3 separate regions of the Homo sapiens genome follow, and regions 2 and 3 are each linked to region 1. Evidence: read pairs that join two places in POLR2A ChIA-PET (ENCODE). Cell type or tissue: HepG2. All regions are shown on one strand. Each heading gives the region's core, and the rest is flanking DNA. Links, peaks and the distances in the headings are about the cores only. Region 1 holds the start of RBM8A (RNA binding motif protein 8A). Region 2 holds the start of RNF115 (ring finger protein 115). Region 3 holds the start of NUDT17 (nudix hydrolase 17).

Region 1 (10,486 bases), core at 1-8,000:
TTTAACAAACTTACTGTTCAGCATCATATTCAAGCCTAAAAGGAAGATAGGATTTTCAAGATATATTTCCAACTTCTTTAACATGGCACCATGGATGAACTGTTTCTCAGCACTGTGCTGCTTCACTTGGAATTAAGGATGAATTGGGAGGAGACAGTATGACATAGGTGGGTAGGTTGGGTGGTGAGGGGAACCAGTTCTAATAGTCCTCAACTCCACTCCAGCTGTTCCTGTTCCACACGGTCCACTGAGCTGGCCCAGTCCCTTTCACTCAGTGTGTCACCAAAGGCAGCTTCAAGGCTCAATGGCAAGAGACCACCTATAACCTCTTCACCTTCTGCTGCCTCTTTCTGCTGCCACTGACTGCCATGGCCATCTGCTATAGCCGCATTGTCCTCAGTGTGTCCAGGCCCCAGACAAGGAAGGGGAGCCATGGTGAGACTCCAATTCCCAGGCCTTAATCCTTAACCCTAGACCTGTTGCCTCTAGCATCATTTATTTATCTACCTACCTAATAGCTATCTACCAGTCACTAAACCATGGTGAGATTCTAACCATGTCTAGCACCTGATGCTAGAGATAATTTTGTTGAATCCCTTCAATTATAAACAGCTGAGTTAGCTGGACAAGGACTAGGGAGGCAATCAGTATTATTTATTCTTGAACACCATCAAGTCTAGACTTGGTGGCTTCATATTTCTATCATAATCCCTGGGGGTAAGAAATCATATAGTCCCAGGTTGGGAAGGGGAAAACGGTTTGCAACATTCTCCTCCTTGTAGGAGGCGAGCTCTGTCTCACTAGCTATGCCCCTCCATCAATTCACCCTATACTCAGATCAGAAGCTGAGTGTCTGAATTACAGTATATTTTCTAAATTCCTAGCCCCTGCTGGTGAATTTGCCCTCCCCCGCTCCTTTGACAATTGTCCCCGTGTTCGTCTCCGGGCCCTGAGACTGGCCCTGCTTATCTTGCTGACCTTCATCCTCTGCTGGACACCTTATTACCTACTGGGTATGTGGTACTGGTTCTCCCCCACCATGCTAACTGAAGTCCCTCCCAGCCTGAGCCACATCCTTTTCCTCTTGGGCCTCCTCAATGCTCCTTTGGATCCTCTCCTCTATGGGGCCTTCACCCTTGGCTGCCGAAGAGGGCACCAAGAACTTAGTATAGACTCTTCTAAAGAAGGGTCTGGGAGAATGCTCCAAGAGGAGATTCATGCCTTTAGACAGCTGGAAGTACAAAAAACTGTGACATCAAGAAGGGCAGGAGAAACAAAAGGCATTTCTATAACATCTATCTGATCCTAACAGAGTATGTAGGAACAGAATAGTAAGTCTTTAGTGCCATAAGATCTTAACATCTCACTTCTACTCCTGCTCTCCTAGTTCCCCCCAAAAAAGAAATACTGACCAGTGTCTCTACTTTAAACCCTACCTGAAACTTGAGACTATGTCTAATATAGAAACTCACATAACTAGCCCAGGTAACACAGCAAGACCCCATCTCTACAAAAATATTAAAAATTTAGCTGGGCATGGTGGCATGTGCCTGTAATCCCAACTACTAGGGACAGTGAGGCAGAAGGATGGCTTGAGCCCAAGAGTTTGAAGCTGCAGTGAGCTATGATCAGCTGCAATCCACCCTGGGTAACACAGCAAGACTCTATCTCAAAAAAAAGAAAAAAAAGAAATACATAGAGTTCAGTCCCTAGAAGTATCTTCACAATGATCCATACAGCCTTGCTATGCTTTAGAACTTTCAATTTTAGGACAGGAAAGTAACATTAAATGTAGAAAACAAAAATGGAACATTTATTCGCAACTCAAATACTACGCATATACGGTAAGAGATTAAATATAAACACAGCAAGTTCCACCCCAGTCCTATTTGTCCAAGGCTGCATGGTCAAATGGAATCTTGAAGAGAACACCTGGACAACAGAGGACCTGTCAGCGACGTCTCCGGTCTGGACTTCTGCTGCGTCTTCGGCCACCTCTAGGGAAAAAGAAGCAGGGAGAGGAGTCCATTAGAGGGACATAATACTAAGTCCTCATTCTGTTTCGTTCGTATTCCCTTCACCCAGACAGTATTTGCCCTCTTCATTTTACCTCCTCTTGCCTTTTGGTGGACCCCGAACAAAACACCAGTCAACGCTGATGGGCTGTCCCATCAAATCCTGGCCATTGAGTCCCTCCATAGCAGCCTGGGCTTCCTTGTATGTTTCATATTCAACTAGAGTATACCCCTGGGGAAAGTGAAAAGACAGATATGAAAACCCTCCTATTTCCCCAAGTATCACTGAGTATCTTTTTCCTCAAATCTAAACTCAGAAAAATCTACACACTTTAAACAATGAATGTACATCATATATCTCTACTGTATATATACATCATCTCCGTTTCTGTCTCTTTGGCGTGTCTGACAAAACATAGATTTCCAATGTCATTTTATTTCAACTTTGCTCTTGGCCAACCACAGCAAACACAGAACTACGAATGCTACCTAAGGCTTATGAAAGAAAGGAGGCAATAAAGTGTCACTTAGGATACCTTCAGATATCCTGTTCGCCTGTCGAGGTTGAGATGAATGTTTTTAATTTCCCCATATTCTGCGAATTTGTCGTGTATGTCTTCTTCGGTGGCTTCCTCATGGACTCCAGTTACAAAGAGAATCCAGCCTTCAACAGCTGTTGGGGGACGGGGGGAAGTTGTATGAGTACATGAGAGACACTTTAAGCAGGCTCACAGGAATAGAGTGAGTGCGGACTCAGATTGTTTAAGCTATCTCTGAACCCATTCCTACTGCGTTTAACTATTTTATTGGTTTCTAACTACTACCACAGACACGGATACCTCACAGGTTCCATTATTACTCACAGCGTTGTGGTCCGGGTTCATCGCCATCCTGCTCCACGCTGTCATAATCCTCACGCATCCGCGCTCGGGACCCCTCTTCTATAAGGGACATACACGAGATCACCGAAAACTCCTCCTTTCTCCCATTGTTCCTATGAGGTGGGTGGGGACTCCAAAACCCGTAGCTCCTGCCCTACTAGGCCACTCTACCCCATTTTCCCCACACTCACCGGAGCCAAAGCCGCGACCCTTCCGTTTCTTCGCTTTTTCTTTCAGTTTGTGAATGCTCTCTGGAACCCCAGAAGATAAAAGAATAAGTAACTATGACAGTCATTTGTAACAATCGTCTCTTTCCCAATACACTACCAGCAAGCCGACCCACACCGCCTCCAGTCTTAGTGCCTTCCCGGTCACGCCCTCCCTTCTCCTGAAGGGGGCGGAATCTCTAATCCACCCAAGACCCGGTTCCTCGATTCCCATCCTTACGACCGAGGAAAAAAGAGTAAATTTTCCTATTATAGCCTTCTCTCGCACCTTCCCCGCTTCCCACCAGCCGTCTCCACTGTCCTCACCGTCCCCATCCTCATCCATGGCGAAATCTTCGCCCCCAGCCTCGTGAAGATCTAGCACGTCCGCCATCTCGCCTTCGATCGAGATCTCGTCTGTGCCGCTCAGACACTAGGTACCTCGGGAAACTGTCGCAGAGGGGAAAGGTCGCCAGTCAAGCTGACCAATCAAAGGCTAACTCTAAATCCCTCCCTCTGCACGGTAAAAACACGCAAATTGGGGCGGGCCTAGTGCGGAAAGATACCGGAAGTGTTTCTGTGGCCATCTTGAACAGATCGCAAGCTAAATCATCCATCTTAGGAGGTACAGACTACAGGGGGCCGTGGCTTCCTCTTAACCGCGGCAGCTGCTGATAAATACTGTACTATTAACAGTGAGGCCCGGCGTAATTTCCTTATTAGAGGGCTTCTTTACGTCTCTTCATCCCAAACTGGGAAATGGTAATTGAAGAAACCCTTTTCTTTCAAAAATCCCAGGCCTGTACCCTGTCTTTAGGCAGCGTGGTGTATGATAGGAGCGTTTTTAAAAAATAGTTTGATCAGCAGTGAGGGCATAAAGAGCTGCTTCTGGAACCTGCAGCACCAAATTTCTCTTCAGGAAACTAACAGACTTGGTTGCAATACGGTTGGTGAGACAGATATCAATTTTTTTTTTAAATATAAAACTCCCTGCCTGTAATCCCAGCTACTAGGGAGGCTGAGGCAGGAGAATCGCTTGAACCCGAGAAACGGAAGCTGATTAGCTGGGCGTGGTGGAGTGCACCTGTAATCCCAGCTACCTAGGAGGCTGAGGCAGGAGAATCAGTTGAACCCGGGAGACGGAGGTTGCAGCGAGCCGAGATCTTGCCACTGCACTCCAGTCTGGGGGACAAGAGCGAGACTCTGTCTCAAAAAAAAAAAAAAAAAGTGAATAAGAGTAAAACGAAAAATAAAATTTAAAAAGCGATTAGGAGACACTAATTCATTCTCCACAGTAGGTACTGTGATCATTTTAAAAATCAGTTGGTTACATACCTACTAAAAATCCTTGTTGTTGTTGTTTTGAGACGTAGTCTCGCTCTATCACCCAGGCTAAGAGTGCAGTGGTGCAGTCTCGGCTCACTGCATCCTCTGCCTCCCGGGTTCAAGCAATTCTCCTGCCTCAAGCCTCCTGAGTACCTGGGACTACAGGCGCCCTCCAAGCCTCCTGAGTACCTGGGACTACAGGCGCCCCCCCCCACACACACACACACACCCGGCTAATTTTTGTATTTTTAGTAGAGACGGGATTTCACCATGTTGGCCAGGCTGGTCTTGAACTCCTGACCTCAAGTGATCCACCAGCCTCCACCTCCCAAAGTGCTGGGATTACAGGCGTGAGCCACTGCGCCCGGCCTAAAAACCCTTTTTGTTAGAGGGGTTTGGTTATACTACCCAGGCTGGCCTGAAACTCGCCTCCCAAGCATCTGGGACGACAGGGGTGTAACCATGCACCCGGCTCTTTCCTTGGCATTTTGCTGCACTTAGAATAAAAATTCAAACTCACAAAGCCTGCTCTGCCTGTGTTTTCAACCTGTTCAACCACCGTTCTTCTCCTTCACCCATGAAGCTCTCCTTGCTCTTTCGCCCAACTGTGGTGTGCTCTTTCTCATCCCAGGGCTTTTGCAACTTGGTTTGTTTTGTTTTTGAGACGGAGTCTCACTCTGTCACTCAGGCTGGAGTGCAGTGATGCGATCTTGGCTCACTGCAACCTCTGTCTCCTGGGTTCAAGGCTTCTCCTGCGCCAGCCTCCCGATTAGCTGGGACTACAGGCGTGCGGCACCACACCTAGCTAATTTTTGTATTTTTAGTGGAGACGGGGTTTCGCCATGTTGGCCAGGCTGGTTTCTAACTCCTGACTTCCGGTCATCCGCCCTTCTCGGCCTCCCAAAGTGTTTGGATTACAGGCATGAGCCACTGCTCCCCGCAGCTTTCTGTTCCTGGTGCTCTTCCTCTAGCTTTTCACATATTGGGTTCGACCTCATTTTTTTTTTTTTTTTTTTTTTTTTGAGATGGAGTATCGCTCTGTCACCCAGGCTGGAGTGCAGTGGCACGATCTCGGCCCACTGTAACCTCCACTTACTGGGTTCAAGCGATTCCTCTGCCTCAGCCTCCGGAGTAGCTGGGACTACAGGCACGTGCCACCACGCCCAGCTTTTTAAAATTTTTTTAGTAGAGACGGGGTTTCAGCATATTGGCCAGGCTAGTCTTGAACTCCGTACCTTGTGATCCACCCACCTCGGCCTCCCAAAGTGCTGGGATTACAGGCGTGAGCCACCGCGCCCGGCCGAGTTCGACCTCATTTTTAAGATCTCAATAGTACTGTCACCCAAAGGGGTCTTCTCTACCCTCCTGTCTTTAACTGTGTATTTCCTTCACAGAACTTAAATCAGAATCTTCTTTCATTCTTTTTTTTTTTTTAAGACAAGGTCTCACTCTGTCAACCAGGCTGAGTGCAGTGGTGCAATTATGGCTCACAGCAGCCAACCTCCCAGGCCCAAGTGATTCTCTTGCCTCAGCCTCCCGAATATCTGGGACTACAGGCACACGCCACTGCACACGGCTAATTTTTAAAAAATCTTTTGTAGAGACGGAGTCTTGCCATGTTGCTTAGGCCAGTCAGAATCTTTAATTACCTTGTTTACTTTCTAACTTGTTTATTGTCTGTTTTTCCCGTTAGAATGTAATCCTTATAGCAGAGATAGTTATTTACAACTAAAATCCCTGAAGTTTAGCCCAATGTCTGGCTCATGGTAGACATTTGGTAGATACTTATCGAATGAATGAATATTAGAATGGCAGGAAATTCTGTCTGCCCGATGCTATGTGACTGGAAAATAAAGCTGGAAATACAGTTTAGGGTCTGCTGTGCTAAGGATTTTGGAATTTATCCTATAGGCAAGAAATTTACCTACTTCAAATATTTGAGTATTCATGGTTTTTAATATTTGAAAATAGCCTCCATACTAGTTGTTGCTTATTATTTTTCCTTAAATAGACTGACTTTAAACATAAATTTACACTGAAAGGAAAATCAGTATTTTTCTACTACGAATTCAGATAAAAGCACAACTATTAAAAACTGTTTGCCCATCTATCATCTAAAATCATCTCAGGAACACATATAAAACTGGGAAATGGTAGGCCAGGCATGGTAGCTCATGCTTGTAAACCCAGCACTTTGGGAGGCCGAGGCAGGTGGATAGTTTGAGTTCAGGAGTTCAATACCAGCCTGGGCAACACAGCAAGATCCACCTCTACAAAAAATTTAAAAAGAATTACTTGGGTGTGGTGGTGTGTGCCTATAGACCTAGCTACTCTGGAGGTTGAGGTGGGAGGATTCCTTGAGCCTGGGAGGTGGAGGCTGCAGTGAGCCAAAATCACGCCACTGCATTCTGGCCTGCTCATTAGAGTGAGACCCTGTCTCAAAAAAAATAAAAAAAAACTTTGGGAAATGCTGCTAAAGGTAAAGATAGTTCAGTGATGGCTTAAGCAAGGGAGTGTCACAGTCATAAGTATTTTATAAAGAAATATGACAGTAGTATGGAGGATGTTAAGAATGGAGGTGAAGACCAGCTAGGAAGCTATTGTAGTGATCCAGTCTGGAGATGAGAAAGGACCAAACCTAAGCTCAGGCAGTAAATATGGACAAAACATATTAGGAGGTAGGCCAGGCGCAGTGGCTCACACCTGTAATCCCAGCACTTTGGGAGGTTGAGGCGGGCGGATCACCTGAGGTCGGGAGTTCGAGACCAGCCTGGCCAACATGGTAAAACCCCATCTCTATTAAAAATAAAAAAATTTGCCACGTGTGGTAGTGGGTGCCTGTAATCCCAGCTACTTGGGAGGCTGAGGCAGGAGAATCTCCTGAACCCAAGAGGCAGTGGATGCAGTGAGCTGATACTGCACCATTGTACTCCAGCCTGGGCAACAAGAGCAAAACTCTGTCTCAAAAACAACATATTTACATTATGGTAGAGGAGTTGAGGGTGGATCTGAGGTGTGTGGCTTAGGTAACAGTGTAGATAATAATTCTAATAATAGATCGGCGGGGCATGGTGGCTTACGCCTGTAATCCCAGCACTTTGGGAGGCCCAGGCAGGTGGATCACCTGAGGTCAGGAGTTCGAGACCAGCCTGGCCAACATGGTGAAACTCCATCTTTACTAAAAATACAAAAATTAGCTGGGCGTGGTGGCGGGCGCCTATAATCCCAGCTACTCAGAAGGCTGAGGCAGGAGAATCGCTTGAACCCAGGAGGCAGAGGTTGCAGTGAGCCGAGATCGCGCCATTTCACTCCAGCCTGGGGGACAAGAGCAAGACTTCGTCTCAAAAATAATAATAATAAGAATAATAATAATTCGAATAATCTAGAGAGTCAAAGAGGAATGAGTATGGAGAAATGTTTTTTATTTTCGATATGTTTCAAAGTGCTTTTGTCATATTCAGATGGCCGTGTCAAGTATGTGGAAAGTAAATGTAAAAGCTTAAAACAGGTTGGGGAGGAAGAAATAGATTTGAGAGTCATGTGTATAGTGGAGTTCAAGTCACCATAATGGGTGAGATTGCCAGTGGGAGTAGGTAGAGCTTGAGGAGAAAAGACCAAGGACAAACTCCAGGTTAAATATCTGCAGAAAGGGAGGCAGGCTGCCTTATGCAATCATTTCTACCACCCCAAAAATGCTAATAAAATTTTTTTTTTTTTTGAGATAGAGTCTCACCCTGATGTCCAGGCTGGAGTGCAATCACTCAGTCTCGGCTCACTGCAACCTCCACCTCCTGGGTTCAGGTAATTCTCCTGCCTCAGCCTCCCAAGTAGCTGGGATTACAGGCGCCCACCACCATGCCCAGCTAATTTTTAATTTTTTTTAGTAGAGATGGGGGTTTCACCATGGTGGCCAGGCTGGTCTCGAACTCCTGACCTCGTGATCCACCCGCCTCGGCCTCCCAAAGTGCTGGGATTACAGGCATGAGCCACCGCACCTGGCCTAAAAATTCTTCTTTAGTATATATGTAAAAGAACAGGGATGTTTTAGAGCTTCTTGTGGGGAAAAGAAAGGGAGACCAGATTGTTACTGTGTCTGTGTAGAAAGAAGTAGACATAGGAGGCTCCATTTTGTTCTGTACTAAGAAAAATTCTTCTGCATTGAGATGCTGTTAATCTGTAACACTACCCCCAACCCTGTGCTCCCTGAAACACGTGCTGTGTCAACTCAGGGTTAAATGGATTAAGGGCTGTGCAGGGTGTGCTTTGTTAAACAAATGCTTGAAGGTAGCATGCTTGTTAAGAGTCATCACCACTCCCTAATCTCAAACCACTTCCTAATCTCAAGTACCCAGAGACACAAACCACTGAGGAAGGCCGCAGGGATCTCTGCCTAGGAAAGCCAGGTATTGTCCAAGGTTTCTCCCCATGTGATAGCCTGAGATATGGCCTCGTGGGAAGGGAAAGACCTGACCGTCCCCCAGCCCGACACCCGTAAAGGGTCTGTGCTGAGGAGGATTAGTAAAAGAGGAAGTAACACCTCCTTGCGGTTGAGACAAGAGGAAGGCATCTGTCTCCTGCTCGTCCCTGGGCAATGGAATGTCTCGGTGTAAAACCTGATTGTATATTCCATCTACTGAGATAGGGGAAAGCCACCTTAGGGCTGGAGGTGGGACATGCGGGCAGCAATACTGCTCTTTAAGGCATTGAGATGTTTATGTGTATACATATCCAAAGCACAGCACTTAATTCTTTACCTTGTTTATGATGCAGAGACCTTTGTTCACGTGTTTACCTGCTGACCTTCTCTCCACTATTATCCTATGATCCTGCCACATCCCCCTCTCCGGGAAACGCCCAATAATGATCAATAAATACTAAGGGAACTCAGAGGCTGGCGTGGATCCTCCGTATACTGAACGCTGGTCAGCTGGGCCCAGTTTTCTTTCTCTATACTTTGTCTCTGTGTCTCTTGTTCCACCTAACGAGAAACGCCCACAGGTGTGGAGGGGCAACCCACCCCTTCACTTTTGTAATATATAGGTCTCAAGAAAGAGTCAGTCTGGCTCACTAGACAAAAATCTATTTTTAATTGTATAAAATTATACATATAAAATACATAGAATGTACTAAGAAGATGAGTAAAATCTTTGACACCAGAAGTGGACAGATCAGGAAACAATTTTTCTCAAGTTATTTGGGATCTTACTGGTTGGTATTTGAGAAAAATAATAAATCCAGGAGGTACGAGGGCAATTCTTCCCACAACTCACACCCCTTAATCCACACGTCCCAGAGAAAGGAGAAACAGGAGTGTTGATGAGTGCCAGCTTATAAATGTCAAACAGACACACCTGGTGTGTCTAGCTGTTTTTGCCTTTACTCCAACCCGACGTGTTTCATGGAATACAAACATGGGGCTTCTACCCCAGCTCTCTTCTGATTAGTAAGAAAAAAAAAATGATAGGGCCTGGAGAATTCAAGGAAGCCCGTTTCAAGCACTAATAAAATTGTAGCTGGATTCCTTACCTCTTACCCAACATGATTTCAAAAGCAAGAAAGTTGCCTTTCATCTTGCCCCTATCAAATCCAAAAGAGCCAATTATAGCCTGTTTCATAATCTATTTTTATTGTTGTTGTTACACTTGAACTTTCTGTTTGGAACCTAATCTATTTCTAAAAGCAAAGTCTGTATAATTGTTAAGTGGGAAGTCCAATTGCAGGAATACTAAATGTTCCAAGCTCAGTTTAGAAAGTACATGGGACAATAATATAGTATAAATAAGAGATCACAGAGACAAGGGGGAAATATATATTAGAGACCTCCAAAAAAATTCTCTGAAAGGAGAATACTTTAGCTGCTGTACTACAGGTTATTTCTCTCTTATGTCACCCAGGAGAGAAGTGGGGGAGAATGGTGTTAAAAACACAAATAGTGCCGGGCGCGGTGGCTCACGCCTGTAATCCCAGCACTTTGGGAGGCCGAGGCGGGCGGATCACGAAGTCAGGAAATCGAGACCATCCTGTCAAACACGGTGAAACCCCGTCTCTACTAAAAATA
Region 2 (10,486 bases), core at 1,207-9,206, 100 kb before region 1:
AATTGAATCAGTAATAAAAAACCTGGCCAGGGCCATGGCTCATGCCTACAATCCCAGCACTTTGGGAGGCAAAGGCAGGCGGATCGCTTGAGCCTAGGAGTTCAAGACCAGGCTGGGCAACATGACGAAACCTTATCTCTCAAAAAAAAAAAAAAAAAAAAAAAAAAAAACAGCCAGGTGTGGTAGCACATACCCGTAGGTCCAGCTACTCAGGAGGCTAAGGTGGGAGGATCACCTGAGTCTGGGAAGTCGAGGCTGCAGCAGTGAGCCGTGATCATGCCACTGAACTCCAGTATGGGCGACACAGTGAGACCCTGTCTCAAAAAATAATGAAAAATAAAAAACTTACCAATCAGAAAAGGCCCTGGACCAGACGGACTCACAGCCAAACCCCACCAGACACGAAGAAGAGCTTGTACCAATCCTACTGAAATTATTCCAAAAAATCGAGGAGGGACTCTTCCCTAACCCATTCCATGAGGCCAGCAGCATTCTGATACCAAAACCTGGCAAAGACACAATGAAAAAAGAAAACTCCGGGCCAATATCCCTAATGAACACAGACACAAAAATTCTAAATAAAATACTAACAAACTGAACCAGCAGCACATTAAAAAGCTAATGCAGGCCAGTGTGGTGGCTCACACCTGTAATCTCAGCACTTTGGGGGGCCAAGGCAGGCAGATCACTTGAGGTCAGGATTTCAAAGCCAACCCGGCCAACACGGGGAAACCCCATCTCTACCAAAAATACAAAAATTAGCCAGGTCTAGTGGTGCAAACCTGTAATCCCAGGTATCTGGGAGGCTGAGGCACGAGAATCGCTTGAACCCAGGAGGCAGAGGTTGCAGTGAGCTGAGCTCGTTCCACTGCACTCCAGCCTGGGCTAAAGAGCAAGACTCCATCTCAAAAAAATAAATAAATAAAAATTAAAAGCTAATCTACCACAATCAAGTAGTCTTTACTCCTGGGATGCAAGGTTAGTTCAACATAGGCAAATCAATAAATGTGATTCATCACATAAACAGAATTAAAAACAAATACCACATATCAGGCCAGCCGCAATAGCTCATGCCTGTAACCCCAGCACTTTGGGAGGCTGAGGCAGGCAGATTGCTTAAGCCCAGAAATTTGAGACCAGCCGGGGCAACATGGCAAAATCCCATCTCTACAAAAAAGAAAAAAAAATTAGCCAGGCATGGTGGAACACACCTATCTACTACTACTCAGGAGGATATAGTGGGAGGACACATTGAGCCCACAAATTCAAGAACAGCCTGGGCAACAAGACAGAATAAATTCTGTCTCTATTTAAAAAGAAAAAAAGAGGCCGGGTGCAGTGGCTCACACCTGTAATCCCACCACTTTGGGAGGCCAAGGTGGGCATATCACAAGGTCGAGATGGAGACCATCCTGGCCAACATGGTGAAACCCCGTCTCTACTAAAAATACAAAAATTAGCTGGGCATGGTGGCACGTGCCTGTAGTCCCCACTACTTGGGAGGCCGAGGCAGGAGAACTGCTTGAACCCAGGAGGTGGAGGTTGTAGTGAACCGAGATCGCACCACTGCACTCCAGCCTGGTGACAGAGCGAGACTCAGTCTCAAAAAAAGAAAAAGGGAATATACTGTATATTTGAAAATTGCTAAGACAGATTTTAAGTGTTCTCACCACGCAAAAATAAGTATGTGAGGTAATGCATGTTAAATAGCTTGATTTAACCATTCAGTGTATACATATATCAAATCATGCTGAACACTATAAAAAATATAGTATACAACTTTTAGTTGTGAAAAAAACATGATTTATTAAATATTTCTCCCTTCTTCATCAACTCCCTCTTCCTTTTGCTACCTCACAGTCTTTGGAATTCTCAATCTGAAATGTACCCATCCCTCAAAACTCAATTTAAATCCCACTGGCCACACCAATGCTATGAAATTCCCCTCTCTGAATCCTAAAGCACATATCCTCATTCCCTTTATGCTGTTACTTTTTCTATGTTTGCCTTGTCTTTCCCCAAAAGCTGTAAGATCCTTAAGGGCAGGAGCCACATATCACTCCCTATCACCTCCAGGACACTCAGCAGAGAACCTTGGATATATTTAGGAAGAATCCGGTTATACTCAATTGTGTTAGGCCTCAATTTACAAATCAGATATGACAAATAATATATCACACCAAAAAGATCAAGAAACTTCTCCAGGCATTAACTAAGGCTTAGAAAAACACCTATTCAGCTTTTCAAATTATCCCTTTGAAGTAAGGACTTAAAGGTGAGAAGAAAAGATATAATCAATTGGGGAAGTTTAGACTGTCTTCTCACTCTTTTTTTTTTTTTTTTTTTTTTTTTGAGACAGGGTCTGGCTCTATTGCCCAGGCTGGAGTGCAATGGTGCGATCTCAGCTCACTGCAACCTCTGCTTCCTGGGGTCAGGCAATCCTCCTACCTCAGCCTCCTGAATAGCTGGGACTACAGGTGCATGCCACCACACACACGGCAAATTTTTTTATTTTTTGGTAGAGACGGGGTTTCTCCATGTTGCCCAGGCTAGTCTCGAACTCCTGAGCTCAAGCGATCTGCCTGCCTTGGACTCCCAAAGTATTGGGATTACAGGCCTGAGCCACCACGCCTGGCCAACTTCTCACTCTTAAAGGCAAAATAGTGAACAGCAACTTAAAGATCAAAAAAGCTAAGGATGGAATATTCAACAAGGCATCACATTCAACAACACACCACTGGTCACACACATACTGGCTGAATTCCAGACTCCCTCTCTATGGTAGAAGAGTTCTGCAGGCTCTGATGTTGGCTGGAAAAAAACTAGACACCTGCTCTTCCCAGCACTGAAATATGGCCAAAAAAAAAAACATAAACACACAGCAAAATCAGCAAACAAAGCTAAGTAGCATTTAGGCGGGGAGCAGTGGCTCACGCCTGTAATCCCAGCACTCTGGGAGCCCGAGTCGGGTGGATCACTTGAGGTCAAGAGTTCGAGACCAGCCTGGCCAACATGGTGAAACTGCATCTCTACTAAAAACACAAAAATTAGCCAGGGTGCGGTGGTCGTGCACCTATAGTCCCAGCTACCCGGAGGCCGAGGCAGGAGACTCTCTTGAACCCGGCAGGTGGAGGTTGCAGTCAGCCGAAATCATGCTCCTGGGTGATAGACAGAGGCTGTCTCAAAAAAAAAAAAAGAAAAAAGAAAAACAGCTAAGTAGCATTTAGATGAAACTATGACTCTGAAGTAGGGGGTGCGGCAAGTAGAGAGGAAAGAATGTATCATAATGCCTTAAACAAAACTTTTGAGTGAGAGAAGACTATAAAACACCCTTTAAGCACTTATTCACTGGACTCCATTTGTGTTTCTAAGAAATAAGATATACAGACTCACTTCAGAAGGTTTTCTCCTACACTGTATCTGAGACACCATAAATAGAAACATACATTATGTTGCCACTCTATCACAAGACTGAACCTGGACACTTGTAAGGAAAGGAACAACCATAAAGACAGTTGGCCAAGGACAGGATTGACATTCACTCTGGGGGAGCTCCTCGTAGTAGCTACAACCCAACCCAAAACAGTTTCTGGGTTTGTGATGCTGGTGCTGGCTAGTATGCTGCATAAATGTTGTTTGTTTTTGTAGAGAGGGGTCTCACTCTGTTGCCCAGGCTGGTCTCAAACTCCTGGCCTCAAGCAATCCTCCTGCCTCGTCCTCCCAAAGCACTGGGATTACAGACCTAAGCCACCGCGCCTGACCTACAAAAGTGTTTTCTTCCCAACCACAGCACTGCCTCTCAAGGGGCTAACACTCTGGCAGAAACTCGTGAAAACCAATTTCACGTCAGAGGAAGCATCCCCAACATTCTGTCCCGGCTCTTTTTCTTAGGTGAAGAAAGGGACAGGGCGGGGGGCGGAACAATGATATTAAAGACACTGGCAGCATGACAACCAAAATAAACGAAGTTGAAACAGTACGTCCTGCCTTCTTCCTAAAGCCATTTCCTTCAACAGTGATAGGAGTGCAGACCGTCTGCAAGTCATTAGTACGCTGCTGTCTTCACTGTCACAAGGACCCTGGAAACCACTGAAGAGCAAAATCCCCCTTTTCGCCCCACAGATACCTTCCAACCCCCTTTCTGTGCTTCCTTCCCTAGAAAAAACCGAAGAGTGACAATCCTCAGCAATCCGCTATTTCGCTTCACTGACAAGGGAGGTGGCGGGGGCGGTGGGGGGTGAAAAGTGGAAAAGAACACAGAGGAAGGTGAGAAGACACAGTGGAAGAAGTGTGGGGGGAGGTCATCGTAGGAAAAAGACCAGGTATAAAAGAATGCAAGAAAATTGAGGGGAGAGTTATCAGAGGGAAACTTGCTAAGAAAAAAAAAAATTAAGGACACGGGAGGTAAAGAGGTGAGGTCAGGTGGAGCAGCCCAGGATGAATTAAGAGGTGGGCAGGAGGTACGGGGCCGAGGCCGTGATGCCCAGGGTTTAGGGCCGGCGGCTTAGAAGTGGGCAGCAGGTATTCGGCAGACCGATGTCGGGCGAGTCAATGATGTGCAGAAAGCTCCAGACCCAGTTCCGGGAAATCGGGGCCAGGAATCTATGAGGTTCCCAAGTATAGAGAACACAGCGCTCTTACCGGTAGTTTGGGGCTGACCTCGCCCTTGCAAAAGTGGCAGAAAAACCGGTGGGCGGCTACAGCGGCGCCCGAGTCCGCCCCGGCCGCCGAAGCCTCCGCCATTTTTGCCCTCCGCCGCGGCCGTCCGAGAGGGCAGCCGGCCCGTCCCTCGCCAGGCCGCTACCTCCCGAGCTGCAGTCGTCGCCGCCGCCGCCGCCTCGGTGCGGCCCACCGCTTCAGAGCCCGCGTCGGTCACGTGAGTTGGCCAGGCCCAGAAACGCGGCGGCGCCAACAGCTACCCTGCGGCCCGCCTCCCAGCACCAAAGAGGCGCAGGAAGGAGAGACAAACGGCCCGCCCGCCGGCTCCACAAACAGCCCCTCGCTGGTCCTCCAGTCTTCCAGCGAGAAGAAAGAAAGAGCGTCCCCGGAAGCCGCCGAAACTCTGGGGTAGAGTGGCACGCGCTTTTTGCTTTTCCGCGTCTTCTTCGGTGGCGATCCGCGTCCTAGAAAGGGCGGTGGGCTCCACCTCGGCCTAGAAGGCCAGCGGGAGCCGTAGGAAGCCGTCGCGGGAAGCTCAGCCGAATTGGAGTTGGAGCCCCCGGATTGCGCTGACCCTGAGGTTAGTGGAAAATGCTGTCTGAACGTGGCGGCACTGACTGGACCAAGAGACCACGTCCGAAACGGGAACCTGTGTAAAGGAAGTGTAGAGCTAGGAGCCAAGCGCCTTGGAAGCCCTTTCCGAGGATGGCAAAGGATCTGGGAATGCTTCTCCAAAGATATGTGGATGGACGAAATAGGTCTCTGGTGATACTGAGGCGGGGTGGGGACGGGGAGGCAAAGACTTGGCTTCTTAGGAATTGGAAGAAATAAGTAAACAATGTTTGGTAGCAATTTGTAATAAGGAAGTAATCATAAAATTAACTACGTCCGTTTCTGATTGTGTCAACTTTGTCAAGGAGTAGAAGTTTAAGAATTGAATACTGTCCTGCAAACAACGTAACCTCATCTCCTGTTTGACACACCCTGTTGAGAAGCAGTCCTTTACCTCCTAAATTTCTTTTTCGAAATTATCATTTCCTTTATGGACTGAGAATAACACTGCCTGTTCACTCCCACCGAGCTGTGAACAGTGACCTTAATTCTTCCAAGCAGTGAAGTGTAGAAACTAAGGTCTGTGACAGACCGCAAAATCATCTCCCAATCTTTAAGGAAAATCAGAATCACGCATAATCCCATAGAGATAAATTTGATGCATAGTCTTTTCCTATGCATACATTTTTCCTTTTTTTTTACAATAATTGAATTTTTATATTTTTTCAGCTTGCTTCTGTCACTTAATATATTATGAGTAATTTTTTTTGTTTTTTTTTGTTTTGGAGACAGAATCTCGCACTGTCGCCCGGGTTGGAGTGCAGTGGCGCGATCTCGGCTCACTGCAACCTCTGCCTCCCGGCTTCAAGCGATTCTCCTGTCTCAGCCTCCCTAGTAGCTGGGATTACAGGCACCCGCCACCACGCCCAGCTAATTTTTTTGTGTGTTTTTAGTAGAGAAGGGGTTTCACTATATTGGCCAGGCTGGTCTCAAACTCCTGACCTCATGATACGCCCACCTCGGTCTCCCAAAGTGCTAGGATTACAGGCCTGAGCCACCGCGCCAGCCTATTATGAATAATTTTCTACATGAATACGCATCGTACTAAATAACTTTAAATGTTGGTGTAGTATGCCATTGTATGGGTATGGCATCATTTATTGTTAGACGTTAGATTGTTTCCACTAAGTCGGTATTATAAAGAGAACTAATGACTTCATTATTATTAGCTTTTTCTTTCTTTGGACACAATATCCAAAAAGAAATTGTTGTTTCAAAGATATGCAAGATTTTTAAGGCTTTTTGATATGTATTGTCAAATTGCCCTCCAGAAAGAATACATGAATTTACACTCAGCAGCTCTGCTTCCAGCGTGAAAGACTTTCTATTGTACCATTTTGGTGTTTTTTCCCTAGCTCTCAGACTCCCCAGTACAATGACTCAAGCAGAAATTAAGCTCTGTTCTTTGTTGCTGCAAGAGCATTTTGGAGAGATTGTAGAAAAAATTGGAGTCCATCTGATAAGAACCGGCAGCCAGCCACTAAGAGTAATTGCCCATGACACAGGAACATCACTGGATCAGGTATGTCTAAATGACATTCATTTTCTCTCATTTCTTTCACTAATTTATTTCACCCACCTTTGAATATTGTTCTTCTCACCCCAGAAAAGGAAAAATGAAGAAAGCCTGCCCTTGGAGCAGAACAATGTTATTTCGGGGAGAAAAGGATGAGACTTAGACATCAACATTTTGTTTCTCAAAGTGTTCCTAGTTCATCACAGCTTTTAGGCAAATCTTTGCTCTTCCCATGCCGTACCTCATTTATTCACAATAAGTCTATTAATCTCAGTACTGCCTTTAAGGAATGAGAATGATGAAAGTAAATTGTGTTTTGAGAGATAAGGATCAGAGGAAATATAGCAAGGAATCTTCCTGATTTATTGTATTGATGTGTGATTCTTATTAGCTCCTCCAGTGGAGAGAGGAAATAAGTGCAGAAATTATCTAGCCATTTTCTGATGCTTACTAAGCTGTTGGACAAAAAATTGCCAGCAGTAATGAGCTATATCTTCAGGTCTTTCCTCTCTTTCTTCTCTTTATGTTCCATTTAGGTGAAGAAAGCCCTGTGTGTCCTCGTCCAACATAACCTGGTGAGTTATCAAGTGCACAAACGTGGTGTGGTGGAGTATGAAGCCCAGTGCAGCCGGGTATTGCGAATGCTTAGATATCCCCGGTACATCTATACTACCAAAACTCTGTACAGTGACACTGGAGAGCTGATTGTTGAGGAGCTTCTGTTGAACGGCAAACTGACAATGTCAGCTGTTGTGAAGAAAGTGGCAGACCGGCTCACAGAGACCATGGAGGGTCAGTATGGTATCCATAGCTGTTAACAAAAGCATAGATCAGCTGGCTATGGGAGTGAACCCTGAGCTATCTTAGGCCATCTCATCTGCCTTTTTCCTCCTGTTATACAGATGGCAAGACCATGGACTATGCTGAAGTATCAAACACATTTGTGCGACTGGCAGACACACACTTTGTACAACGCTGCCCTTCGGTACCTACCACTGAGAATTCAGACCCTGGGCCACCACCACCTGCCCCCACACTTGTCATTAATGAAAAGGACATGTACCTGGTTCCTAAACTCAGCTTGATAGGTAAGGAATTTTAACCCCTGGAACTGTGACTTGCCTTAATTGTGGATTCTTCTTGATTGTCAAGTGTATGAAATGTGATTGTATTTACCAAGTATTTGCTATGTGCCAGACATCGTGGTGTATAACAATGAAAAAATCATGGTCTCTGCCATGGGGCTTTAGTATAGGAGACATACATTAATCGGAAAATCACATCGATATATCATTAAACGGTGATAAGTACTATGAAGGAAATATTCCTATGAAGGAACTGTCATAGTATTATGAGACATGCATTAATCAGAAAATCACATCAGTATATAATTAAACTGTAATAAGTGCCATGAAGGAAAAGTATGAGGTGTTATGAAAATATATAATGGAGACTTTGGGAGACTGAGGCAGGCGAATTGCATGAGGCCAGGAGTTCGAGACCAGCCTGGGCAACATGTTGAAACCCCATCTCTACTAAAATTATAAAAATTAGCCAGGTAGCCGGGCATGGTGGTTCACGCCTGTAATCCCAGCACTTTGGGAGGCCAAGGTGGGCGGATCACGAGGTCAGGAGATCGAGACCATCCTGGCTAATACCGGGAAACCCCGTCTATACTAAAAATACAAAAAATTAGCTGGGTGTGGTGGCGGGCATCTGTAGTCCCAGCTACTTGGGAGGCTGAGGCAGGAAAATAGCATGAACCCGGGAAGCGGAGGTTGCAGTGAGCCGAGATCGTGCCACTGCACTCCAGCCTGGGCAACAGAGCCAGACTCCGTCTCAAAAAAAAAAAAAAAAAAAAATAGCCAGGTATGGTGGCATACGCCTGTAATCCCAGCTACTCGGGAGGCTGGGGCAGGAGAATTGCTTGAACCCAGGAGACAGCGATTGCAGTGAGCCAAGATTGCACCACTGTACTCCAGCCTGGGTGACAGAGTGAGACTCTGTCTCGGGAAAAAAAAAAGAAAAGAAAATATATAACGAGAGACGGGATTCATCTGGGAGTTTAGGCCTCATGTTTCTTTGAGAAGGTGGCATTTGAGCTAAGATTTGAAGTAGAAGCTAACAGTGAGGTAACAGGAAAAGCATTTTTGGCAGAGGGAATAGTATGTAGTAAAAAAATAGCATTTGAGGAAATGAAAGAATGTCAGTATAGCTAAAGCATTGTAAGCAAAGCAAGAGAGGCATGAGGTAAGGTTAGAGACATAGCTAGGCAGGGGTCTGATCTCAGAAGCTAATCAGGATCAACCTGCTTAGTACTTGGATGGGAGACAGGCAGGGGCTGAATCAAGTAAGACCTTATAGAGCATCTGTTCTTTATGCTAAGAGCAAAGGAAGACCACTGAAGGATTTTTAAGGAAATGACATGATCTAATTTGCACTTTCAAAAGATTTTTTGTCTACAGAAAGGATGGGAGAATGGGGCAAAGGTAAATGTTGACAGACTGGTGGAAAATGAAAGAGAGAGGGTGAAGGAAACAAGTACTAAGAGTGACATCTGTGTGTCTGACTTGCACATGTGGGAGGATGATATCACTGGCCATGAAAGAGAGCATTGGAGGAGAAAGACTATAAGACTCTTTTTGAACATGTTGAGTTTCAGATTATTTCATCAGTTACTTGAGTTTCTTATAGCTCTTCAGCCCCCTAAGCAACTCTGATCTAGAGGCAGCTACAGATGTCTTTGGAATGAAAGACACCTGCTCTCATGTTTGGTCATTTCCTGTCATCATATGAGATATAGTCTAAGTGTTTAATTGTTTGTTTGGCAGGGAAAGGTAAAAGGAGGAGATCATCTGATGAAGATGCTGCTGGGGAGCCCAAGGCCAAGAGACCAAAATATACTACAGATAACAAGGAGGTAATGGGGCTTCTTGATTAGAAGTCCTCACCCTGAAGCAGGCCAGAAAGAGCACTCAGATAACAAGCCCCAAGAGAGCTTAAAGCTTCCTGAGCTAAGAAGCAGTAGGATTATGAACCTCATTAAATATTAGGAATAGACTAACAAAGAATGAACCATTACTGTCTCCCTTCTGAGCCTTAACTTAATTCTTTCATTGAACAGAGGTAACAGCTTATGTAAAAAGGGGCCTAGAAAAAGTTTAGGTTGCTCAATATGGCGAGAACCTAAAGACCTACAGGGGCCAGTGATGAAAAATGGGTCTAAAAACTATACATAGGCCTGAACTCATATTCAAATGCCTTCTTAGCGTACCTATAAAGATGTCAGTAAGCATCTCAAATTTAGTGTGGCCAAAACAGAATAATTGATTCCTCCTCCCAAATATCTTGCTCCCTCATAAACTTCCTCATCTTAGTAAAAGACACTACCACGTAGGCCAGCCGCCTAGGACACCACCATTTCTGCTTAAGCCAAAATCCTTGGAACCCTCTAATCTCACAGTAAAACATATCAGCCCAGTTTCCAAAATTACCTCAAATCCAACCATTTCTCATCTTTTCACTGCCATCTCTCAACTCTTTGCAAACGCTTTCGTTAATGGTCTCCCTAGCTGCATTCTTACCTACTTAGTAGCCAAAATGACTTTCTAAGTTGTTCAAAACAAAACAACACATCCACTGATTAGACTCCTTTAATAGCTTTCCTTTACTTTTAGAAGAAATCCAAGGTACGGGCTA
Region 3 (10,486 bases), core at 1,650-9,649, 81 kb before region 1:
GGGTGGTGGGTAGTGCCTCAGACACACGTGGTAAGAGAATCTCCCAGGTTAGGGAAGATGTCTCAGAGTTGTGTTTGTTTGACAGGCGTCTACTAGAAAAATCTCAGAGGGTAGAAGCCATCATTGCATCTATGCAGGCTACTGGTGCAGAGGAAGCACAGTTACAAGAAATAGAGGAGATGATCACAGCTCCTGAACGTCAGCAGCTAGAGACCCTGAAACGTAATGTCAACAAGTAAGCATCATAAACTTCAGACCTGCATTTCAGAATACCATCCAGAAAATCCATTTTGACCTCCTGTAACCCTCCAGCTTAGCATGAGCAAACCTAAACTCACTGTCTCCTCCAGCTCACTTAACAGAATTTAATCCACCTATTTTTGTAAACTAGCAATTCTGAAGATGTTCTGAGCTTCTTCTCCATCACCATATACACTCTCTTGTTCATCAAGTACTGATAAATTTTTTTTAAGAGACGGGGTTTTGGCTGTGTTGCCCAGACTGGCCTTGAACTCGTAGGTTCAAACAGTCTTCCTGCCTCAGCCTCCCAAGTAGCTGGGACTACAGGCAAGTGCCACTGCGCTGGCTTAATTTTACTTGAGTCATGTGTCTCAAATCTGGCCTTTCATCTTGGTCCACACGCAGGCCTTCATCACCTCTTTCCTAGACCTTCACATTTCAGTGCACAATTTGTGCACCTCTTTCATTAAATTTATTTCTTAAGTATTTTTTTGGATACTAGTTTAGTGGTCGCTTATTTCAGTTTTAGATTGTTCATTGCTAGTGTTATACAAAAACAACCAACTTTGGTGTTGTGATTTTGTATCCCACAACTTTACTAAATTCATTTATTAATTCTAGTAGTTTTTTTGCAGATTCTTTGAGATTTTTTATAATAGGATTATGTCATCCATGAATAGAGAGAGTTTTACTTCTGTCTTTTCAATCTAGATGCCTTTACTTTTTTTTTTTCCTGCCCCATTACCCTGGCTAGAACCTCCAGTAAAAGGTTGAATAGAAGTACAAAAGCAGACATCTTTGTTTTGTTTCTGATCTTAGGAGAAAAGCTTTTAGTCTTTCACCATTAAGTATGATGTTAGCTGTGGGTTTTTCCTAGATGGCTTTTGTCAGGCTGAAGAAGCTTCCATTTCTTCCTAATCACCACTCACTTTAAGCTTCAGACACTCTTAGTTTCTTGCTATTTTAAAACACACTAGGTCCTTTTATACCTGTGCCTTTACGTTCGTTTTCCTGATTGCAAATGAAGACTACCTTCCCCCAGGACAGAGGCTCTGTATTTTGTATTCTTAGCAGTTTGCATGGTGTCTGGCACATAAAGATGCTCGGTAAATAGCAAAATGATCTACTGGTTCTCCTGCTTTCTTTCCATCCACTCTCAAGGGTAACCAAGCAGTTATCCATGGCCACACCCACCCTAACCTCTAATCTTAAATATGCTAATGAACATTCAGTCTAGGCAAATGCCTTTACTTTTCACTCAGGTTGGATGCCAGTGAGATCCAGGTGGACGAAACCATCTTCCTGCTGGAGTCTTACATTGAGTGCACCATGAAGAGACAGTGATCCAGAAGAAGCATCTTCCTCAGAAGATCTGGGGGGATGGAAAGCAAAATAAAGGAGGTGCCTGGATGCATTATTTGCAGTGGGATAAGTCGCAGAGTCTTCAACTAAACCCCCCTCTCTATCCCCTGCAGCCCAGGATACACCTGAAAGAATTTGGCATATTTAGATCCATTGCTGTAGTCTCCCCTCATCAAATCTTGGCAGTGGGAAGAACCTTAAATCAACAAGGTTAATCATCTATCAGATGCATCTGTTCCCATAAAGAAGTTACCCACACCTATGGTTACCTATATCCCTGGCAATAGGAAACTTCCTAAGAAGTTAATTTTATTTTCAGATGTCTATGCCTGTTCTTTATTTTGTTGAGATAGGTGATAGATAGATAGATAGATAGATAATTTGTTGTTGTTGAGACAGGATCTCACTCTGTCACTCAGGCTGGGGTGTAATAGCGCAATCACAGCTCCCTACAGCCTTGACCTCCTGAGCTCAAGCAGTCCTTCCACCTCAGCCTCTGGAGTAGCTGGGACTACAGGCATGCACCACACATACCCAGCTATTTTTTATTTATTTATTTATTTTTTTGTAGAGACAGGGCCTCCCTGTGTTGCCCAGGCTGATGAACTGTAATTTTTAACACACACAGTGTAGGGAATGTGAAAGACTATCACAGAGTAGAAGAAAAAATTATTTTCAGGGTTAGCAGGTGGATTGTCCCAAGCAGTCACACTAGAATCTGTGGACTGAAGCCACATTTGCCAGCTCCAGGCTTCTAACACATCTGAAACTGTGTATGTAGAACAGCTAGCTCAATGCCTGGCATATGGTAAGCACACAGTAAATTAGCGCCTTCCTCTTCTCCATGGTTCCTTAAAACTGGCAACGCTAAATTCTCTCTCTCAGTATCACGGATATAATTTGTCCCAGCAGCTTTAATTCATTTAAAGCAGTTAGATGTTTTATAATATCTTCAGTTTTCTCTCACCAATGTGTTTTCTAATTGTTTAAACACTTGAGTGTCAAACAATTGCCAGCCACCATACTAAACACAACATACAAGGATAGATAAATAAGACACCATCTCTGCCCTCAAGCCAGTCACCATCATTTACTAAGCACCTGTTTTGTGCTAAGTACTGGGGTAAGCCTTGGGGATATAAAGATTAATAAATTTTGAGCATACAGTCTAGTAGGAGGAGACAAATAAGTACATAAGTACCAGGAAGTATTAGGGGTGCTACAGTAGAAGAGTAAACACTATGTACAGAGAGGCCAGAAAGGGAAAAGGGTCAGGCAGGGAAGGGAACACAGAGAGTGACAATGTATAGTTTGAAAGATGAGGATGCTTTATTTGCAAACTATCTTAACAAGGGATTCGTAACCAGAATATATAAGGAGCTCAAACAATAGCAAAAAGAACAATCCAACTTAAAAATGGCCAAAAGATCTTAATAGGTAGTTTTCGAAAGAAGATACACAAATGGCCGACAGATACATCAAAAAATGTTCAACATCACTAATCAGAGAAATGGAAATCAAAATCAATGAGATAACATCTCACCCCAATTCATTACTTTTATCAAGAAGAAAGAATGAATGCTAGTGAGGATGTGGAAAAAGGAGAGCCCTGCCTGGTACACTGTTGGGAATGTAAATTGGTACAGCCACTGTGGAAGACTACAGAGGTTCCTCAAAAAACTAAAAACAGAACTATGCTCCAGCAGTTCCACTACTGGGTATATATATATCTCCAAAAGGAAAGAAATCAATGTATCAAAAAGATACCTGCACTCCCATGTTTATTGCAGCAGTATTCACGATAGCCAAAACATGGAATCAACCTAAGTGCCCATCAATAGATGAAAGGCTAAAGAAAATGTATTATTCAGCCATAAGAATGAATGAAATCCTGTCATTGGCAGCAACATGGATGGAATTGGAGGTCATTATGTTAAGTAAAATAAACCAAGCACAGAAACAAATATTGCATGTTCTGTCTCACATAGGAGCTAAAAAAGTGGATCTCAAGAAAATAAAGAATAGATTGGTAGTTACCAGAGGCTAGGAAGGATGGGGAGGATGAAGAGAGGTTGATTAGTGGGCACAGATAATACAGTTTGAAGAAGTAAGACTGGTGTTGGATAGATCAGGGTGGCATAGTTATTAATTTACTGTACATTTCAAAACAGCTAGAAGATAATTTTGATGGTGCCTAAATCCTGTAATCCCAACACACTGGGAGGATCAGTTGAAGCCAGGAGTTCAAGAACAGCCTGGGCAACAGTGAGATTTCATCGTTACAAAAAAATTTAAAAATTAGCCAGGTGTGGGTAGTGCACATCTGTAATCACAGCTACTCAGGAGGCTGAGACGGGAGAAGCGCTTGAACCAGGGAGGTGGAGGTTGCAGTGAGCTGAGATGGCGCCACTGCACTCCAGCCTGGGTGACAGAGCGAGACTCCGTCTCAAAAAAAAAAAAAGGCCGCGCGTGGTGGTGGGCGCCCTGTAATCCCAGCTACTACTTCGGAAGCTAAAGCACGAGAATCGCTTCAACCTGGGAGATGGAGGTTGCAGTGAGCTGGGATCACACCAGTGCACTCCTGTCTGGGCTGTAGAGTGAGACTCTCAAAACAAAACATCACTCTGGCAGCACTGTAGAGAATGAACTGGTAGGGGCAAGACTATTTGGAGACTTGCAATAATATTTCAGGCAAAATACGAGGAAGGCTTAAACTAGGGCAATGAATGAAGGCTGGAGAGAACATGGGTTTGAGGAAGTTTAAGGAGATAGCATCTGCATACTTGGTTGCCATTTGAGTGAAGTGAAAGGAGAAGTGGTATCGAAAATGTTATTTGGTGTGTTTCGCTTGGAGATAATTAATTCGAAGTGATGCCTGCTGTAACAGGTGTGCATAGTGCTGTAGAGGATGCTTACAGTTCAGCTTAGGGCTGGTTGGAAGTAACATGTGGGTCCTGAAGTCATTCGGTCTGGGGGTCATTGTCCTAAACAGAGAAGATAGGAAGGAATAGGAGCTGAGCATTTAGAGGTATTCTTCTTTGTGGTTTAATATTATACCCATGGGTCATCCTCAAAAGATGTGCCCTTATTTCCCCGGGGACTTTCGGAAACCCCGCTACGACCCCGCGGAACGTTCCGAGGGGAAGCTTCTCTAGGCCACCAGAGGGCGCCAGGCGGGCCGCAGCGACTCCAGAGTCGCGTTATGGCCGAGGTGCGGGTGCAGCTGCTCCTGTCCCGGCGTCCGGAGTCGGTGAGCTTCGCACGGAGTGTGTGTGGCCTCCTGGGAGCCGGACCAGGGCTCGGGACGTGGCCCATTCACTGCAGCTTGAAGCGAGGACGGCTTGTCCTCTCGAGCAGGCCCTTCCCAGGCGCCTCCGCTAGGCTTCCGCTCCAGGTCGGCAGAAGGGGGCCCCAGAGCGGGGGCAGTGAAGGGCCAAAGATGGGGACTGAAATCGGGTGGGAACTGGCGGCGAGGACCCCGCCCCCAACGCGCGGTGTAGCCCCATTTTTGGAAGTCACGCCCACCCAGTGCCGCCCTTCTGAAGCCTTAACCCAGCTGGCTTCCTTCTGCCAGCGACCCCCTTTCTGCCCTTTTGCGGCCCTGGAGGAGCGGCCCAGGGTCCCTGGGGCTGAGCTGCCCACAGATCGAGGTGTGGACCTGGGTGTGGCCGTCATTCTGCAGTCCAGCGACAAGACTGTCTTGCTAACCCGAAGGGCACGCACCCTGAGCGTTTCCCCCAACCTCTGGGTACCCCCGGGTGAGTATTCTGGGGACAAGGCCCCAAGTACAGAGAAGAAATTTGCCCTTTCCCCGCAACAATGTTTTTCCCAGTCTCAGAAGGATAAAGTGGGCCCCAAAATGTGGCATGTTCATAGTCACAAGGGACTGCAACTCCCTCTGTGTCCACTGGAGGGGAGAGGAGTGTCAACAGTGAGTGGGGGCTCCCTGGCCAAGACCACCACCATTCACCTACTGGCCCCACTGTTGTTGCAGGTGGGCACGTGGAACTTGAGGAGGAGGTAACCAGTCAGCTGATCCAACCTGAGCCAAGAGACCCATGCCTGGGACCATCTTGGGTGTGGGCTGAGGGAGAGGCAAGCAAAAGGACTTGGAAGAGTCAGGCACTGGCCCCTCTGATGTGTCTTCTCTGACTCCCAGCTGCTGGACGGAGGGCTTCGAGAACTTTGGGAGGAGAGTGGACTACACCTGCCCCAGGGCCAGTTCTCTTGGGTCCCTCTGGGTTTATGGGAGGTGAGACAAGTAGCTGGGAGAAGCTCCTCCATAGATCAGCCCCTACCTGCCTTGGCTACAAGGGAAACAATAGCACATAAGTGGGCTGGAATCCCCAAATCCATAACCCTCACCCATGTCCCTGCTGTGTCATCTGTACCATCCACGCCCTCAGCTTTTGGCCACCATTTTGTTTCACCCTAAAGCTGTATTAACAAAGTCTCAAAAAGTGACACAAAGGGCCGGGTGCGGTGGCTCACGCCTGTAATCCCAACACTTTGGGAGGCTGAGGTGGGCGGATCACCTGAGGTCAGAAGTTTGAGACCAGCCTGGACAACATGGCGAAACCCCGTCTCTACTAAAAATACAAAAATTTTAGCTGGGCGTGGCGGCAGGCGCCTGTAATCCCAGCTACTCTGGAGGCTGAGGCTGGAGAATTGCTTGAACCCAGGAGGCAGAGGTTGCAGTGAGCCAAGATCACGCCATTGCATGCCAGCCTGGGCGACAAGAGCGAAACTCCATCTTAAAAAAAAAAAAAAAGTGACGGAAAGTTCTCACTTTTGCTGTTTTCTTTTCCTAGTCTGCCTACCCTCCTAGGCTGAGCTGGGGTTTACCCAAATACCATCACATTGTTCTGTATCTACTCGTGATCTCCCAGGAATCACAGCAGCAGTTGCAGGTAGGGCTGGCAGTGAGGGAAGGAAACAGGGCTCAGGGGAGCCCAAGCAACCTGGTTCTGACTGTGATTAGGAGCTGGGCGGGGGTGGCGGGGGTAGTCAGAGATAACGAAGAATATGCAATGCCCTTTCCCCTTGCTCCTGCCTTTCTCCATGAAACCTGCGGGTAGGTTTTGATCACGAACAGGCAGCCCAGGGAGAGGCAATGACTGAGGGGTCACCATGTCTGACCCCAGGCCCGGATCCAACCAAACCCAAATGAGGTGAGCGCCCTTATGTGGCTGACACCAGATGTAGCTGCTGCAGTGGCTGCCGCAGAGGATGGGACAGAGACACCCGGACTTCTCCCCCAGGACCTACCACCCTCTGTCCTGTAAGTAAGAGCTTCTCCCTCAGCCTCTAATACACCAACATATTCATGTTGAGAAGTTCAGCGTCTATCCTGTCCTCAGGATGGAATTTTGTGTTGTGGGGGAGATTTAAGGAGAGTGGGTCAGCTGATAATTAAGAAGGTACATGAAATCTAAGACACTGACCATCAAACCCCAAAGATTCTTGCTCTAACTGGCTAGCATTGAAGGTCTAAGTGTCAGTTCTAACACAGGGGCAAGTCATTTAACCCTCCTTGAACCTGTTTCCTTTCTGCAAATGAGGTCAACACCCACCCACCTCCTGTGGTAGTTGGGAGGATTCGGGGACCTAACATATATGTAAGTTCTTTGTAAGCTACAAGGCACAGCCCCAACAGGAGTTGTCACCATGCAGTGCAGTGGAACTAGAGGAGGATGGAAGAGCCCGACCTCTGGTCCTGCACATGTCCACCCTCCTGCGGATGATCCCAACCATGGCAGAGGACAAAGAGAGAGTCAGCACTGGAACCAAGTTTGCCCTCAAGCTCTGGCTGCAACATCTGGGCAGGTAAAAGTGAAAAAGGACTGGAGAGCTCCACAGTACTGGGCTGGAATGGTCTAGTTTTTACAGGCACGGGGGAAAGCAGGAAAGGACAACCTCTCTTGGAATTCCTCCACAGAACACCCCCACCGTGTAAAAGTGCAGCTTACCTGGACCCAGGGCCAGCAAAGGAAGAATGGAACATGGACCCTCTTCCCCCAAACCAGGGGTCTGGAAAGTGAAGTGTAAAATCCCCTCCCTAGCCCATCTCCATGACACTCACAGAACATTCACAACCTTTATTATGGGTGAGAGCTTCACTACAACTTTAGAAATAAAAAGTAAAATTACAACATAGGTCCTAGGCCTTGGCGAGCCTGAAAAAGAAGATTGGGAAGGAGGGCACAGGGTCCTTCCACCTCCCTGGAAAGGTGCAGAATGAGCCAGGCCTAACTACAGGGCCATGAGCCTCTAGAAGCTTAGGGGGGAATAAGAAACACTGTGAACTTAGATATATAAATAGAGAGAGACCCAAGCAATAGGCCGGGCCTGACTCCCAGACCCCTGCAGATCATGGCTAAGGCCTTACATCCTCCTCTGTCATACTGGAGTAGGAGGCAGGGGAAGTCATCTTTGGAGTATTTTGGTTTTTCTTATTTATGTACAAAAAAGTCCACATCCACAATCCAAAATAAAGTTCTCTGTCCATCTCTGAAACTGCCTGTCTCAGTTTTTCCACCTGTCTGTTTGGCCGAAGGGAATGGAATAGACATGAAGAGACAATGGATGTGAAGAAGAAATAGAGCCATGGGTTTGGGTAATAAGAAGAGAGAGCATTTGGGGTTCAAGAGAGGTGCCCCTTCCCCAAGAGGCTCTAGACATAGTCAAGGCTGAGGGTTCAGCCCTTCTCCTAGCTCACATACCATCCCATTTGCCTCCCACTGCCTAGGTTAACATACCCAAAGGAATGTGCCACCATCTAAAGAACATTTCCAGAAACAGACCCCAGTGTCCTTAAAAAGAGGTTAAATATTAACCCTTTGGGTGCTGGCCTTGTCAGGCAGAGATGAGGCCAAAAGTAGGCATCTGTGAAGGTCTGTCTGGCCCTTGGCCAGAGCCCCCAGAGGGATCAGAGTAGCTGGGGTTGGGACTCCACAGCATACTTGCTCAGTGTTGGGGGACAGCGAAGTTTCCATAATCCAGGGAACTCAGTCCAGGGAAATGATGTCTGACCGACAGCCAGTCAAAGAGGGACCTGAGGGCAGGGGTCCTCCATGCCCCTCCCTCAAGGCCCCCCCAGGGGCCACAATGCTGCTGACACGGCCAGGAGGGGGCGCCGGAGTGGCGCTGCAGTGGGAGCTCCCCAGCGTGGGGGCCAGTGGGCCCAGAAAGTGAGAAGGGGTCCCTCGGTACTGGAAGAAGTGGCCAAGGGCATCCTGTTCATCTAGTGAGGTGATGACAGAGGGGCCATAGTGCTAGGAAGAATCAAGGGCATAGTTTAAGATCTCAATCCCGACTTCCCCACCTCCCAGTCACTCATCTCAGAAATGCCGTATGAGAGCAATCAACCCCTGTGGATCCGAAGGTATTCTCTTGAGAAGCAGGAGAGCCTCTCCCTCTTTCCCCTACTTCCCTACACCCTTCCCCTTTCCCTGCCTTGAGAGAGCTCCTCCAACTTGTTAGGTTCTTGGCTTTGTGGGCGTCTGAAATGTGTGGAATGTCCGGTTAGAGCAGGCATGGTGCTCTAAGTGCACACGGGGGTAGGGGTGAGTAGGCCAGGGCAGAAAAGTAACAGGGGATCTAGGAAGGAGGCCTAAGTAGGAATCTCAGGAACTACCAGTGGGGCTGAGGAGATAATAAGATACCTACACCCCACTGCCCTCACGGGAAAGCAGATTTACATCCCCAGAGATCATAAGAGAGGGAGGGGCCCCATCAGTGTCTAGAAAGGAAGCTTCAGAGATCTGAGACCTTCTGAAGAAAGAACCACTTACCTGACTCTCTGTCTGAAGAAATGAAAATAAATCTAAACCTGGCAGGAAAAGAAAAATCAAAATTAACCTCCTATCTGACCCCTTTACCACCAAAAGACAAAGCACTGTGGACTGTGGCCCCTTGCAGGAGAAGCAGGAGGCTTTGAGAAGGAACAGGGGTTCTGATGTAGCTCTGGGGAGGGTGTGGCAGTGCAGGGTCCATCTTATGACCCATGTCATACCTTGGATGTCGGCTCCCAGTGGGAAGGCAGGTGGGTACTCATGTAGTGGGAGACTGGACAGGAAATCCCCACCCAACGTGCCCATAGCAGGGCTCCTTAGCACCGAGGATGGCTGGTGGCCAGATGTCAGGACTCTGTGGGTAGAGAGGAGCTGAGGCAGCCAGCAAACCACAGATGCCCTCACCCAGCTCAGGTCCCCAGGTTCCCTCTCTGTCCCCTCCACATTTCTCTTGCCCCAGGCTTTGTCCAATGATCAGAAAGCAATCCTGACTTCTTCCCCTGTCCGTTTTGCTGTAGACTCAGCCTATTTTCTCATACCCTTTGCTTCCAGGTAGGGCCGGGATGGCAGCTGAGGTGACAGAACAGTGCTTCTTGGTAGGGGGCAGATCCTCCTCATCTGATGAGCTTTCTATTGTCAAGTCAATAACTTCGACCTTCTTCTTATTCTCTGATGGATCTCCCCCCTGGACTGGGCTGTACTGGAGGCCTGTGGGTATTAAGAAGACTACGTCTCAGAGAAGAGGCCATCCAAGATTTAGCTTAGCTGGGGAACAGGGGGTCACTCACCATCCAGCCCATACCCTGGCGGGGGGCAAACCTCAGATGCCTCCTTCTTGGGTTTCATTGGGCACCAGGATCCATCTTCCATGAATTGGATCTCATCACAATCTGAACAGGAACTAAGAATCTCCATAAATAAACTGGGGGAAGAGAGAGATGAAAATTCACGGGGCTGGGAGATGAGCAGAACAGTAGCCAGAGTTCTGTAACTCACCTTCCTGTATCTCAGTTTCCTCATCTGTAAAATAAGAACATTATCCATCCTACTGGACCGCTCTGAGTTGTTGGAATCAAATAACACAAGGTATG

What was found. Peaks named below come from ENCODE experiments on the same cell type or tissue, not always from the same donor. Only the 100,000 strongest peaks of a DNase experiment are listed, where the experiment ranks them.
Region 2: POLR2A ChIA-PET joins it to region 1 with 12 read pairs; 14 of 35 experiments call an interaction of 5 or more read pairs at or near these places.
Region 3: POLR2A ChIA-PET joins it to region 1 with 13 read pairs; 29 of 35 experiments call an interaction of 5 or more read pairs at or near these places.

What each region holds. Positions count from the first base shown.
Region 1 is chr1:145,923,931-145,934,416 of GRCh38, forward strand. It overlaps RBM8A (RNA binding motif protein 8A), which reads right to left and starts at 3,554. Exons shown (of 6, transcript NM_005105.5): 1 at 3,430-3,554; 2 at 3,088-3,147; 3 at 2,879-2,956; 4 at 2,552-2,688; 5 at 2,111-2,247; 6 at 1-1,997. The coding sequence starts at 3,496. The coding sequence ends at 1,952. LIX1L-AS1 (LIX1L antisense RNA 1) reads left to right here and starts at 2,901. Exons shown (of 3, transcript NR_147182.1): 1 at 2,901-3,016; 2 at 3,134-3,539. LIX1L (limb and CNS expressed 1 like) reads right to left here. Exons shown (of 6, transcript NM_153713.3): 6 at 9,493-10,486. It also overlaps the pseudogene GNRHR2. RefSeq lists enhancers at 2,490-3,689, 2,629-3,568, 3,371-3,420, 3,661-3,810. In HepG2, for the core only: a CTCF peak has its summit at 3,287 (motif pointing right); DNase peaks (open chromatin) are centred at 3,281 and 3,621; H3K4me3 peaks cover 2,117 bases.
Region 2 is chr1:145,819,131-145,829,616 of GRCh38, forward strand. RNF115 (ring finger protein 115) reads right to left here and starts at 4,965. Exons shown (of 9, transcript NM_014455.4): 1 at 4,642-4,965. The coding sequence starts at 4,743. It overlaps POLR3C (RNA polymerase III subunit C), which reads left to right and starts at 5,070. Exons shown (of 15, transcript NM_006468.8): 1 at 5,070-5,239; 2 at 6,627-6,793; 3 at 7,324-7,579; 4 at 7,690-7,875; 5 at 9,619-9,707. The coding sequence starts at 6,647. RefSeq lists enhancers at 4,931-5,330, 9,470-9,529. In HepG2, for the core only: no CTCF peak of the experiment used is centred there; a DNase peak (open chromatin) is centred at 4,951; H3K4me3 peaks cover 2,192 bases.
Region 3 is chr1:145,840,837-145,851,322 of GRCh38, forward strand. POLR3C (RNA polymerase III subunit C) reads left to right here. Exons shown (of 15, transcript NM_006468.8): 14 at 86-235; 15 at 1,503-3,566. The coding sequence ends at 1,584. NUDT17 (nudix hydrolase 17) reads left to right here and starts at 4,794. Exons shown (of 8, transcript NM_001012758.3): 1 at 4,794-4,996; 2 at 5,177-5,360; 3 at 5,597-5,622; 4 at 5,762-5,854; 5 at 6,414-6,512; 6 at 6,747-6,883; 7 at 7,276-7,428; 8 at 7,541-8,118. The coding sequence starts at 4,805. The coding sequence ends at 7,643. It overlaps PIAS3 (protein inhibitor of activated STAT 3), which reads right to left. Exons shown (of 14, transcript NM_006099.3): 10 at 10,184-10,317; 11 at 9,935-10,103; 12 at 9,617-9,750; 13 at 9,396-9,433; 14 at 7,686-8,876. The coding sequence ends at 8,610. MIR6736 (microRNA 6736) reads right to left here and starts at 9,809; the gene lies at 9,751-9,809. RefSeq lists enhancers at 3,868-3,997, 4,778-5,147, 5,198-5,457, 8,845-10,044. In HepG2, for the core only: CTCF peaks have their summits at 4,767 (motif pointing right) and 5,517; a DNase peak (open chromatin) is centred at 4,795; H3K4me3 peaks cover 1,197 bases.